Linked DNA regions of Homo sapiens: all the other regions are linked to region 3. A link is a contact called in ENCODE Hi-C or POLR2A ChIA-PET data. All regions are on one chromosome and are shown on one strand. Each heading gives the region's core, a stretch centred on a gene start or an enhancer-like site at or near the end of the contact. The rest is flanking DNA. Distances are from core to core; before and after follow the strand shown. Region 1 overlaps NAB1 (NGFI-A binding protein 1). Region 2 holds the start of HIBCH (3-hydroxyisobutyryl-CoA hydrolase). Region 3 holds the start of PMS1 (PMS1 homolog 1, mismatch repair system component). Region 4 holds the start of NAB1 (NGFI-A binding protein 1).

Region 1 (3,132 bases), core at 195-2,694, 890 kb before region 3:
GGACAGTGGCAGGTGCCGCAGAAATAAGGCAACTGAGAGTTTGGTTATGACATTCTCTAGAATAAGGAACTCAAGATCACGAGGTCTGGGAGGGGCCAGAACACTGATGAATTCGGTTGAGCTCATTTGCTAGTGAGACCTCCGTGTGTAGATAAGCCAGGTAAGCAGGGGCAGTGAGTTTGGAGCTTGGGGTAAAATCAAGGCTGGAGACCCAGATTAGAGGGTTATCAGTTCATCAGCAGAATCTGAGTGGAGTGCACCAATCAGAATCCCCATGAGCCCCAATGCCTCAATACTGTTTCTGGAAGAACTTGCAGGAGAAAGGTATGATCTAGGCATTTCACATTAGGAACCAGCTGTGTGATCTCAGGCAAAAAAGTAAACCTCATTATTTCCAGTGATCCAAATTTTTAAATTAGGATTACACCACCTGTGTATCTGCCCACTGGAAGTTTGTGGGGATTAAATAAAGTAACGCAAATAAGTGAACCTTGGAAAAGTACACATTGCCATACAAATACCTGGTGGCACTAAAGTCAGGATTATTCAACCATGAGAATACTGAAAAAGCTGGATGGGGGAACCTCAAACTCTACATGTGAAAGTTGCTAGAAAATGGACACTATTCCACCATTAATAAAGATAAATAAAAGCCTAAAATAAGTAATAAATAACAATTATCCAAAGTAATCAGTGATCTCTCTGCAACTGAGCACATTAGTCATTATTTACTCCTACAGTCTTGACAGTTCACTGTGGATGGAAAAACTACAAAATCGAGTAGCTATCACTGCATGTCACATAAAGTAGATTTAAGGTCCCCAAAATATATGACTTAGAAATAAAAGTAAGAACATTCCCAAGAAACTGGTCTCTTTCACATTATGTGTGGTGCACAATTTCGTTATGTCTCGTAAGCTTGTTTCCCAGGCACCAGCTAGCTGCACCATACTATGAGCAATCTATCTCCATGTCATATTTTTGGCTGATGCCATTAATCACAGTGTTTCCTTGCTGACGAGACTCTGGGTCTGATCACTGAGAAAATAAAAGCTATGGGACGGAGGCTGGTGCATGACCTAATTACTCTCATCCCATTGGTCTCCATCCCCATGCCTCCTCATCCTTTCTGCCGAACACTAGCAAGCTGCTTTAAAGCCACTGCTTAGCTGTCTCTAGATGACTTGTTACAGCAGATGTTCTCAACCCCACATGTGCATTTTCCTTTTTTCTAATCACACTTTCTGTATGAATAGCATATTGTAATGCTTCTGTTTTTTCTGATCCAGAGGGGAAGAGTCTACGTCAAATTAGACCAGCTTTCTTTTCAACAAGCTTAGTAGCAGCGTAGGTGGATATTCTGAACCTCTTTCCTCCCCCTTCCTTGCTCTCCCACCCCCACCTTGCTGGAACTGCTAGCAGATGTTTCCTTTAGGTCTTTCTTCTTCAAGCCCCAGTTCTCTGACTTCCTGGGCTCTATTAACAAACCTCATTTCTTTCATCCACTTATCTCTGAATGCTTTGCACCTCTGACTCCCACAGGGTCAAGAATGCTGTCATTTCCCATCTCTGCCCAGTCTCCAGCAATTTCAGCGAATGAAGAAAACTCAAATGAGAAATAGCACTCAGTCCAGTTAGTCAGCTGCCATCACCAGGTCTGAGACTGTAGCTTTATATATCCTTCCTCCCTTCTAAGATGTTACTTATAACATTGGAGTTAATAACAAATTTGTTCATGGAACTGAATGTGTTCTTAATGAAAAAGAAAGGTTACCAATTGAATTCACTTTTAACTAACATTTAAAAAAATTTAGGAGAAGACAAGAGAGCCAGGGACTTTGGCTCTTGATTTTTCATCCCCTTGAATGAGCTGTCAAGCCACCTTAAATATGTTCTTTCATAGGTAGGACATAAGGAAATCAAACTAATTTTTCTGATTTACTCTGTGTATCTTCCCAACACAAGGTTTTTACTCATAAACAATCAGCATATCAAATGAAAATTTCTTATATTTAAATATTTTGTAATTTACATTGTTAAATTTTCTACTCAAAACTTGTAACTGTTTACTACATAACATTTCTTGGATTAGAAAATAATAACTGCCACCATCCACCCTTTTCAAAGACTACCAGTCCTGCACACATTTCGCCCTTCACACGGTACTAGGAGGAAAGGTATAACCCCAATAGTGTTTTTTTCACAGGTAAGATGCTTTGTGAATAATCATTAGCACCTAGGAAGGTGGTACTGCTTTGACATTCAGGAATCAGACATAGATAGGAAGCCCCGGCTCTGCTACTGGATAGCAGTTTGGCAACACAGGTGAAGATACTGAGCCTGTCTGGGTCTCTCCTTGGCTGTAAAATGGAAATCATAAAGCCTCCACATAGGTTAGACAAGAATGTTTGTGATAATGAATTCCAAATGTCTAGTAGGGACTGACACAAAATAAAAGCAATACAAAGTAGCGATTTTTACAATTGCCCCAGAATGAGAAGATTTAATTAGATCTAATTCAAAAGATAAGTAAGAATAAACAAAATCTATTTTCATTTCAGCTGAAAGTGGACTCACAGAGGGCTGTGTTCCAGTGGACATGTTATTCATTCCGTCTAAGCAGAAGGATTCCAACCTCACTTACTAACTAGCTGAAGAAACGTTTCCCTAGAGATTTCATTCCAAATGGTAGGTTCCTTAAGGCACACCTAAGCTAGCAGGCGATCTTTTTCTCCATGTCCATCTCATATATTCTAGGAATTAAAGTTCAAAATCTGTTTTTTAATGTTTAACATACCCTGTAAGGAGGAACACTATTTAAGGACAACAGATTATCTTGATTACTTCTATGCAATGTGTATACTGCTATTTTTTTTTTAAATCAAATAAGTAACTATCCTTTAAGGGGGAACAACCTACTACATAAATAAGAGCTTTCCAGGTAGAAAAATCAGACAAGTCAATGAATTATAACTTCATTCCACCCAAGCCTTCATGTATAGATCAGGAAAACACAGTATTTAGGAACGAAAGATCTTACTGAGCTTGAACACAGCACTACTTGTATTAGTGTACCCTAATGCATTAATAATGACAAGCAAAAAAATGTTTCTCTTTCCTTTACATGTCAAA
Region 2 (2,957 bases), core at 253-2,752, 540 kb before region 3:
GAAATAGAGAATTTAGGAATAGGAAGGACAGCTTGGTGGAAGGTGTGGCATAACTGACAGGTCTTGATACCTACGAAGTCCTAAGTAATTTATGCACATATTTCTATATTTCAATGGATCTTCACAAACACCTCTAATCATCAGCACATCCATTTTCAGATGAGAAAATGGAGGTTCTGAAAAGCTATATAATTTGTTCAAGGTCATTAAACTATTAGTGTGCTAGGGGTAGGACTGATTACATAATTTGCAGGCCTAGTGTAAAATGAAAATTTGTGTTTCCTTGTTCAAAAATTATTAATAGCACAGCATTAAAACAAGCACAGGGCCCTTCTAACGATGAGGCCTTGTGAGACTCAGGTTTCACACACATGAAGCTAGGGCGGCAAGGAAGATTTGAATCTCAGTCTGACTAACAGGAAAGCCCATGCTTTTTCCAGTAAACCATGCTAGGTCAGATGAATGGTTCATTTCTGTGCGCAGTGAATGAGGCATGATGGTGATGTCAGATGGTGATGTCCTGTAGCCAGTTAAAAACCAAATTGCAGGTAAGGAGTTCCTTCTGTGATGTCTGTTGTCTGTCCTCTTCTCAGTGGGCATTTGGTTATTACATTTGACCTAGGTTAGCAACGTAATTTTTGATCAAAGTCTCAACAGTGTATCTCTTTAAATATCAAGGTACTAAGAATAACTCCTTTCATGTGTCCTCTCTGAAATTTGTCACCGGATTTCTTCTTTCTGATAAATGTGTCAATACTTAATAGTGGCGATGAAATGTCTTCTGCTACACATCTGGGTGGATCTGGAAGCGGAGGAACGTTTTCCTCAATTTAACAGTGGATCCTAGTAGTTGAGTTAAATGTTGGTTTCATTTAAGAGTAAGCTACTTTCTGAATGTAATTATGCTTCCACTGATAACAGCAACTTTTACTTTAGTTGGGAAGACATATCTATTATGTCTTAATCAGACAACTCTTGTGTGTCTTTGAGGAAGAGTGGGAGATCTGTAACTTTTCCCAAGAAAAATGAAAATGTCTCAATCCTAATATTAAAGGAATTCGGCTGTATTGGGTTAGGAATGAATAAACTACATCGATGTCCTTTATCAACTGTAATTCCTCTACTTGAGTCTCAAAGAATACTAAGTTTACGTTTTAATAAAAAATTACTAAAATTCCAGAAAAGTCTTTCACATCAGTCCCTGCTGGTCAAATTGGCAGGCCAAGCCTAGACAACAGGTTGCGCTTTGGGCTAAGACAGCCTCTAGAGGGCAATCTCCTTTCCTGCGAATCCGCCCTAGTCCGTTCTATCCTCCCTCTTCCCGCTCCGCCTCAGCTCGCTCTCCGCCTTCTCCCTGGCCCGGTCCCCGATCCCTTCCTCTCCCTCAACTATTTCCTCCAGGCGTCGTTCTTGCCCCGCCCTTCCCCGTCGCGTAGCGGAAACGGTCGCTCTGGCTTCCTGGAGGACTTGTCATCTGTGCCCGGCGGCGCAGGACGGCGGTGGGCGGGGCTCACGCGAGGCGCTGGAACGGTCCGGGAGATTCTCGCTCTGCTGCTTTAGCTTCGGAGTGTTTGGCGATGGGGCAGCGCGAGATGTGGAGGCTCATGTCGAGGTGAGTGAGAGAGCGAGGGGCCAAGGGCAGGCTCTTCAGCGGCACTCGCCACAGTGGGAAAAGGGCCGGGGGTGGAGACTGCTGGCCTCGAAGTTTCGAGTCGCGCTCAGAGGCGCCGCTGTGAGACCCCAACCTTGGCCCTCCCCAAGCCCCAGCCCCCGTCCCTGTCTTTCCTTTCTCCCTCTAGCATCTTCTTTGCAGCAGCACTCTGGTTTTCTGCCACTCTGGCTCTTAATTCAGGCTTGTCCCCACACGACTTTAATTCTTTTGGCCTCAGTTTCTTTCCTTTCTTAAAAGTTGGGTGCAGTCTGGGGACACGGACAGATTTAGCTTAGCGGAACTGTGCGGCATGTTTTGTGCAGCCAGCACACACAGGTGCTTTGCCAGTTGCTGCACCTCTCTCTGCCCGTGGTGTGATTTTATTCAGCTTTCTTGCATGGCTGCAGCGTCAGTATAGGCATTTGGAACTTTCAGGCTAGTGTTGAGGGACATTTAACGTGGCATGGGGGAGCATGTTTGCAAACATTGTTTAACTTTTTGAAAGTACCCCTCACTGCGCTTTGAGCTCAGCCTAGGAAATCTGGTAGCCATCATCTTTAGGCTGCATGCGCCTTAAACAGCCCACTGCCTGGCCCTGTACTGTCATACCAGGTAGCAGCTGCGCCCACTTGAAGGGAGAACCGTCCTTATTTCTTTAAAATAAGGACGACTTAAATTACTGGATTCTTTAAGCCTTAGAGTTTGCCTTCTGGGTTTCCTGAAAAGGGATGGAGGTGTTTCCTTGACTTAAGAAGAATAGTTTCAGGGGAAAGTGTCTAGATGTCTAACACTGTATCCACAGACCTAATTCTCAGTAAATTTTTGTTATACATTTAAGAGTTGCTTTTCTGTTTGTTTTTTTAATACCTTAAAATTAGTTGTCCTTGCACCAGCTCATGGAGAGATTTAGTAAATGCTAAGAAAATCAGTACACGTAATCGTTACTGCCGCTTTTTCAGTGTTGTCAGCAAATAGCAAATAGAGAAACAAACTGGAAAGACATGTTTGTTAAAGTTAGCTGACTTAGGAAAGGATCTGTCATTTCCACAATTCAGCTTGGCTTTCTTCCACCCCACGTTCCAAGATGCAGTACTCTGTAGGTGAGGCCAGGACCATTTTGGGGGCTTTGATCTGAGATGCCTTTTCCAGACTCAGCCCTGAAGTGGGTATTATCCTAGAAAGCAGAGGCCAAGATGGTCCAGTCCACAATACCCTAACCCACAACTGTATAAGGGAATAGGGTGCCACGGAAAGTGTTTCTGAGAGGAAAAAAGGCCTTGGGCCATGGTTGACAGTGTTGGGCAGC
Region 3 (3,264 bases), core at 573-3,072:
TTTTTATAAAGGTTTCCAATTGCCAACCAGGTTAAGTACAAACTTCTTAACAACTGGATTTTTGCCTCCTCTCCCAGTCATCCCATCGTTGCCCAAATGTGCTCTAGGGCGATCATACTGCACAGCTCGTCTTTTTTTATTTTTTATTTTTTGTGACAGGGTCTCACTTTGTTGCCCAGGCCAGAGTGCAGCGATTTTGGCTCACTGCAACCTCTGCCTCCCAGGTTCAAGCAATTCTCCTGTCCCAGCCCTGCAAGTAGCTGGGATTACAGGAGCGCACTACCACGCCCGGCTAATTTTCGTATTTTTAGTAGAGACAGGGTTTCACCATGTTGGCCAGGCTGGTCTCGAACTCCTGACCTCAGGTGATCCGCCCGCCTTGGCCTCCCAAAGTGCTGGGATTACAGGTGTGAGCCACCGTGCCCAGCCAACTTGTCTCTCTTAACATGGTGACACTCACTCCTTCCTCAGCTCACATGGTTCTCTCTCAGCTGACTTCTAATCATCCTTCCAGATTTAGTTCAGTATCAACTCTTCAAGCCTTTCTTCCCTGCTGCAGCCTCCTTTCCTTCACCTGCCAACAGATTAGGTATTCCTTCCCCTGCAGTCCCCCTTTACCTCATTTCTAATTAACCTCATCACAAGTTACTCTATTAATATGTGTTTCTGTCTGTTGCTCCTGACTCAGAGTTCTTTGAGGACAGGGGTTTTATATCAATCACACATCGCTAGCATAGCCCCTGGAATATAGCACTCTATACCATATGTGTACCAAATGGAAGGGTTTATATCGGGCTTACAAATCACAGCAAAGAATGTCTGGGAATATCAGGATAGTCAGTCTTCCATATTTGCTGGGAGGGAAAAGGAACACTTCTGAAGAAGTGCTGATGACCCGGAAAGTCAGTTAAGGACAACAGGTGTGCCTAAAAAAGAAGTAAAGATCAGAGAACTCACAGACTTCCATTAGAGAGAACACAAAGAAATCATTTATTTAAAGATCAGACTAAATCCAAAACAATTAGGTTCACAAAGCCAACAGAAATGCAAGATACAGACATACACAGCCAACATTCTCTTAAGTCAATTTCAAAATGTTGAAAGCTATTTCGGCAATAAAAATCACAAACTTTCTGCACTGCCAAGGTGAGGGAAATTACATTTCAAAGGCGATTCCAAAAAAACCTAATCAAGACTTTCCTCAGGATCAATTTTTGGTATTCACATTTCCTTAGCATGTAATACAGGTGCCTGTCTTCGGCGTACGGATAAACCCAGAAGGCCAAGAGCAAAAATCGTGATTAACTTTAAAGAGTTTAACTTGCACCCCTTGTATGATGCCACAGGATACAATACTATAAACCGCCACTCACACAAGATGAGTTACAGTTGCCATGGGTTAAATCTGCTGCCTGGAAAACAAATTTTAAGTCCTCCACCCAGAAGGGTCTGGGGAATGGGACGCAACAAAGACCAAGCCAGAACACCCCGGAGCCCAGACCTGCTCAGAAAACGCGTTCCACGTGTGCGCGCCCGCAAGCCCGGCTTCGCTTCCCGCCCCGCGGGGAGCGCCCTTAGCTGCCCTATAGCGTTCGCGCCCGGACCAGGACGAGTAGAGGGGACGGGGCCCTCGAGCCATCGAGGATATAATAAATACCCGTTAGTCACACCACACTACCTTCCTGCTAGCGCGAGGCAGGCAATTACCATCCACTAGCCGCAAGCAGCCAGCGTCTCACCCGATGCGCAGGCCCAACCCCGCACCCGCACCCGCACCCAGCACGCACGCGCGCGGCAGAGCGGGTGCAGAGAGCGCGGCACTGAGTCCCGCCTCGCCCGGGGGCAACGTGAGATTGGCGCTGCTCGCAGCCAATCCGCTGGCAGCGAGTCTGTCCGGGAAAGCTTCCGCAAGCTGCGCAGCGCCGGGCCTGAGGGCGTGTATCCGCGGCCGTAGCAGCCGGGCTGGTCCTGCTGCGAGCCGGCGGCCCGGAGTGGGGCGGCGGGTAAGTGGGCACGAACGCGGTGGACGCTGTACAGTCGCCTTCGTCGGTAGGGAACTGCTGGCGGCCTAGGGGTCGTCCTGAGAGGGAAAAGCGGGCTCCGGCTGCATCTGCGGCGCCCTGCGTGGCCGTAAGAGCCAAGTGGCCTCAGAGGCTCGCCCCCTACGCAAATCCTCGTTGTCTTGCCAGGGTCCTGACGTGACGTGCGGCCGCGAGAAGGAAGGGGCGGGTTGGGGGAGGCGCTGAGGTGGTAGCAGCGGCGGCTTTTGCTGAGTTTTCTCTGGCCCAGAGCGCTCGGGCTGTCGGTCTAGCAGGGGGGACTCCCCTGAGGGGCCGCTGCGGGTCGCCGTCTTCGGAGGCACCGGCGAGGGCAGAGCCAACAGCCTCTTCACGGTCTGTAAGGTCATTGTTTGCCAGTCGTGGGCAGCGCGGCAAACCTGCTGGGAAAAGGTTTTCTGGTTGGAATAGGATGAGTACCGCACCAGCTTTGCCTTCCAGCTGAGATGTAAATTTCAGGCCTCCATCCTGTGGAACGTGGGAAAACTATCTTGAGTGTTGGCATGTTCTAAGTATGACATAATAGTTTAATGTATGATAAATCATGGGTGTTTAGACGAAAGATTTACACATATAAATTGGAGGCTTTAGCGGTCTTAGTGTAACTAACTTTTCGTCCCCTTAACCCTTGATGCCTGTTCTATGGGTCTCTAGAGCGGAAGGAGCATTATACTCCGGAAACATTTGCTGGAAGGGGTTATGAGAAATTCCTCTCTGTATGCTAACTCCGTAATACAAGCGTTTGTGTATTTTAAAATCACAGCTGTTCCAAATATAATCTAGCCTCGTTTTCCCCCTCCGTCGGATGATAGGTGTTCTTCAGGACAGTTTTATTTTAAGCAATTCTTAGTCTCAAGTAAACACCATCATTAAAAGAACTGAGAACTATTATCAATTCTTCCTTTGGAGTCCATCTTCAATGGAAAGGAGAAGGGAAAACCTTTTTTAAAAAGAAGAAAGAAAACTGAAGTTTTTGATTTGACTAGAGAAATATTCAGAAGACTCCTTATTTTCACCTAGTTTAATCACAAAATTGAGAAACAAACATTATCCCTTGACCATGTAAATTTTACACCACATTATGTCAACAGCATGTACCTTCCACATTGAGTATTCAGAAAGAAGTGATCTGAACTCTGACCATTCTTTATGGATACATTAAGTCAAATATAAGAGTCTGACTACTTGACACACTGGCTCGGTGAGT
Region 4 (3,023 bases), core at 217-2,716, 860 kb before region 3:
ATTTTCAAAAAAGTGAAAACCTAGGAAGGTAAGTCATTGCGTGAACACTTTTACAACAGCTAAGCATTTCCTACGTGACTAATCTATTTTAAATTCGGCTCCTCTGTTCCTATGCAATCTCATATTATCTATTAAAACTGCCAAAATATTTTTAAACAAGATCTGAGAATTCCTCTTTCAGCTTCTGATCTTTGCACTCTTTGAGTTGGCAGACACGTCACTGGCAAACCAACTGGTAGTGACAAGTTACTCCAAATCGACTCTTTCAGATGAAATTTTAAATTAACAGCCATCCCAAAATTTTCCGTGCCTCCCGAATCTCAGGGAGCGAGGTGTAAGTACATGCAAGTCTACGATTCCTCCCGATCACTCGCTGCAAAGCTTGGTCTGCAGAATCGACAAATGTATATTCCATCTCAACTATCCCTTTCCCCGAGATCCTGCAACATTCAGGCTTAACAGAAGTGTCATTTCCTATCTCAAGCTTTGGAAGCTCTGAGTTTGCAGACCACAAAGATTTGATAGTATTTTCAGTGTTTCTCCATGATAAGGTCACACACACACACCTCTATATCCAACGCTTGTATGTCCCACATGTGTTTCCAAATTCCTCATCGGCCTTAGAGACACAAAGAGTTTCTGGCTTCCCTGCACCTCAGCGCCAAGTTTCTGTAAGCCACTTCCATGTAAAACTCTCCTTCCGCTTTTAAAAAGAAAACTACATTCGGAAAGGGAAGATACCCAAGAAGAAAATCGAGACGGTAAGTGCAGCACTTTTATAAAGTAAACAAACAAAAAGACTGCCCTGACGAAGGTGGCTGCAAAACTCTGGGGCCGGCGCGCACAACCCACATCGCACACCCCCAGAGCGCCGTGTGACGCCCCCAGCCCCGTTAGCAAAACGGACTCGGCACCCCAACCTTTCTCGGAGGGAAAATGCACGAGTCAGGGCCGCGCTCCCCGCCGCCCTGGCACACAGAATGTCTCCGGGAATCGCCCACACGAGCCCGGGGCCGCCCTCTCCTTCCGGCGGCGGCCGCGCGGAGCCCGCTTCCCCCGGACACCGCCCCCAAAGTGCCCGCGTGGCCCCGCGACTCAGCCGCCCCAAGTTCGCCCGTGGCCGCTCAGCCGCGAAAGTGTCCCGCACTTGGCGGACCGGGAGTGGCGACCGTCCGCTCCGGTACGTACTCAGCCAGCGGCTGCAGCGGTCTTGGCGCGCTCTCCCCGAGGACTGCTCAGCCCCAACTCCGAAGCGACGGCCCCCGGCTCTCCCTCCTCTGGCGGCTGCAGGAGCCGGGACGCCCCCGCTCCCATCGAGGGGGGAAGGGAAGGTGGTGGGCGCGCTCTCTCTGCTCCCCCCCACCTCGGGCCCGCCGCTTCTTCCCGCCCACCCGCCCCGACGGCGCTCGCTTGGCCGCGGCGGCGGCGGCGGCTCCTCCAGGCTGCGGCGCGCGGGCGGCGGCGGCGGCGGCAGCGCCTCCCCCGCCGCGCCTTGCCCTCCCCTCCCCTGCCTTCCCCGCGCGCGCTACACCCTCCTCCCCCTCCCCCGCCCGCCTCCGCCGCCTCCACTCCCCCACCCCGCGCTGTCACATTGGGAGATTCCGCTCTTGCTACATTCGCCGCTCCGGCTCCCGCCCACGCGCGGCCGAGTGACGCAGATCCCGGCGTGGGCCGCCGCCGGGCGGGGGCGGGGGCGGCCGCTGGGCCCGGGGCTCGGCCCCTTCCCGCCGCCCCCTCCGCGGAATCCGGAGGACGGCCCATTCACACGGCAGCTGGGAGGAACCAAGTGGGCGCCGGGAGTGGGCGGCTCCCGCGAGTCCCGCTCCGGGCGCGGGGAGGGGACGACAAAGAGGGAGACGGGTGGGGAACGCCGCCTCCGGCCTGCTCTCCAGCTGCGGAGTGAACTGGGAAGGTTTGCAATTAAAAAAAAAAAATTATGTGTGAGGTTCCCGATATAGTATTTCAAAGAGCACACCCGCCAAATCCAACATCCTCTAGGAGGCTGACTTTAAAAAAAAAAAAAAAAAAAAAACAACAGCGCGCCGGGCTCCCCTGGCCCCCGCAGGCTCGGGGCAGAGGCGGGGAGGCAGGTGGTCCAGGTGCGCCCCTGCCCGGGGGGGCGAGGCGTCCGGCGGGAAGGCTGCAGCGACCGCATGGAGGAAGGGGCGGCAGGTGCGCGGCGCTGGAAGAACCGGCGGCTGGGAGAGCATCTCTGCCTCGCCCATCTTGCCCCCTCCCCACCTCCGCTCTGGCGTTGGGACGGGAGGAGGAGGGAGGAATGGAACCAGGGAGTCCGAAGTACAGCTTTGACAACTGTCGCGCTGGCCGGGTAATTTAATTCCAACCTTTTTAACCTCCTGAAAATCTGCCTTTTATTTTACTGTTTAATGTTTTTTGTGTCCATGGTGTAGAAAAACTACGGCGCTAGTATAGTGCTGGTGTGTGCTAAATTAGAGTTCCCAAGGCACAATATAGAATTTTTTGGTTTGCATAAACTTTGCTAACCAAAGTATTAAAGCACCTTCAAAAATGTACTTAGGCTGGCCAGGGCTCACGCCTGTAATGCCAGCACTGTGGGAGGCCGAGGCGGGCGGATCACCTGAGGTCCGGAGTTGGACACCAGCCTGGCTAACGTGGTGAAATCCCGTCTCTACAAAAAATACAAAATTAGCCGGGCGTGGTGGCGCATGCCTGACATCCCAGCTGCTTGGGAGGCTGAGGCGGGAGAATAGCTTGAACCCGGGAGGCGGAGGTTGCAGTGAGCCAAGATCGTGCCATTGCACTCCAGCTTGGGCAACAAGAGCGAAACTCAGTCTCAAAAAAAAAAAAAAAAAAAAAGAAGAAGAAGAAAAATGTACTTAAGCTATTGCCAAAAAAATTTTGGAAGTCTGTTTTTTAAATCTATATTTCAATTCTTTGCAAAAAGTGGAAAAATTAAAGAATTTTAGCATTGTGTTCTTGAAGATTAGAGAGCATTCATTAATATAAAACTACTGCAAAGACAGGTAGAATCCCATTTTAAC

The links. Hi-C counts contacts between places; a loop is a spot of excess contacts on that map. ChIA-PET counts read pairs that join two places held with the same protein, here RNA polymerase II (POLR2A). Pooled maps may share reads with other maps.
Region 1: a pooled map shows a loop between it and region 3 (5-fold over the local background). The contact joins the enhancer-like site here to the promoter of PMS1 in region 3. A Hi-C loop is called at or near these places in 7 of 37 single-sample maps with no recorded cell type and 10 of 50 pooled maps. POLR2A ChIA-PET finds 5 or more read pairs at or near these places in 2 of 52 experiments (BJ and activated CD4-positive, alpha-beta T cell).
Region 2: a loop to region 3 is called in a map of B cell, with 15 times the contacts of the local background. The contact joins the promoter of HIBCH here to the promoter of PMS1 in region 3. A Hi-C loop is called at or near these places in 14 of 168 maps with a recorded cell type or tissue (A673, B cell, CD4-positive, alpha-beta T cell and 11 more), 13 of 37 single-sample maps with no recorded cell type and 25 of 50 pooled maps. POLR2A ChIA-PET finds 5 or more read pairs at or near these places in 5 of 52 experiments (H1, HEK293, HepG2 and 2 more).
Region 4: a map of gastrocnemius medialis shows a loop between it and region 3 (6-fold over the local background). The contact joins the promoter of NAB1 here to the promoter of PMS1 in region 3. A Hi-C loop is called at or near these places in 8 of 168 maps with a recorded cell type or tissue (CD4-positive, alpha-beta T cell, CD4-positive, alpha-beta memory T cell, CD8-positive, alpha-beta T cell and 3 more), 2 of 37 single-sample maps with no recorded cell type and 24 of 50 pooled maps. POLR2A ChIA-PET finds 5 or more read pairs at or near these places in 2 of 52 experiments (B cell and MCF 10A).

What each region holds. Positions count from the first base shown.
Region 1 is chr2:190,676,948-190,680,079 of GRCh38, reverse strand. All of the region lies in intron 6 of NAB1 (NGFI-A binding protein 1), which reads right to left. Among named protein-coding and RNA genes, the nearest start is that of NAB1, 29 kb to the right of the region's middle. RefSeq lists an enhancer at 1,293-1,342. Within about 2 kb of position 1,444, at least 4 of the 41 ENCODE cell types and tissues checked have a DNase peak (open chromatin) inside an H3K27ac peak, as active enhancers do.
Region 2 is chr2:190,318,371-190,321,327 of GRCh38, reverse strand. It overlaps HIBCH (3-hydroxyisobutyryl-CoA hydrolase), which reads left to right and starts at 1,502. Exons shown (of 14, transcript NM_014362.4): 1 at 1,502-1,612. The coding sequence starts at 1,578.
Region 3 is chr2:189,783,008-189,786,271 of GRCh38, reverse strand. It overlaps PMS1 (PMS1 homolog 1, mismatch repair system component), which reads right to left and starts at 1,822. Exons shown (of 13, transcript NM_000534.5): 1 at 1,679-1,822. ORMDL1 (ORMDL sphingolipid biosynthesis regulator 1) reads left to right here and starts at 1,933. Exons shown (of 5, transcript NM_016467.5): 1 at 1,933-2,003; 2 at 3,149-3,258. RefSeq lists enhancers at 1,405-1,454, 2,005-2,234, 2,245-2,304, 2,395-2,474, 1,760-2,646 and a silencer at 1,815-1,864.
Region 4 is chr2:190,647,526-190,650,548 of GRCh38, reverse strand. It overlaps NAB1 (NGFI-A binding protein 1), which reads right to left and starts at 1,466. Exons shown (of 10, transcript NM_005966.4): 1 at 1,189-1,466; 2 at 567-703. It also overlaps a transcript of NEMP2 not described here. RefSeq lists silencers at 956-1,555, 1,566-1,935, 1,966-2,015, 2,096-2,145, 2,156-2,205.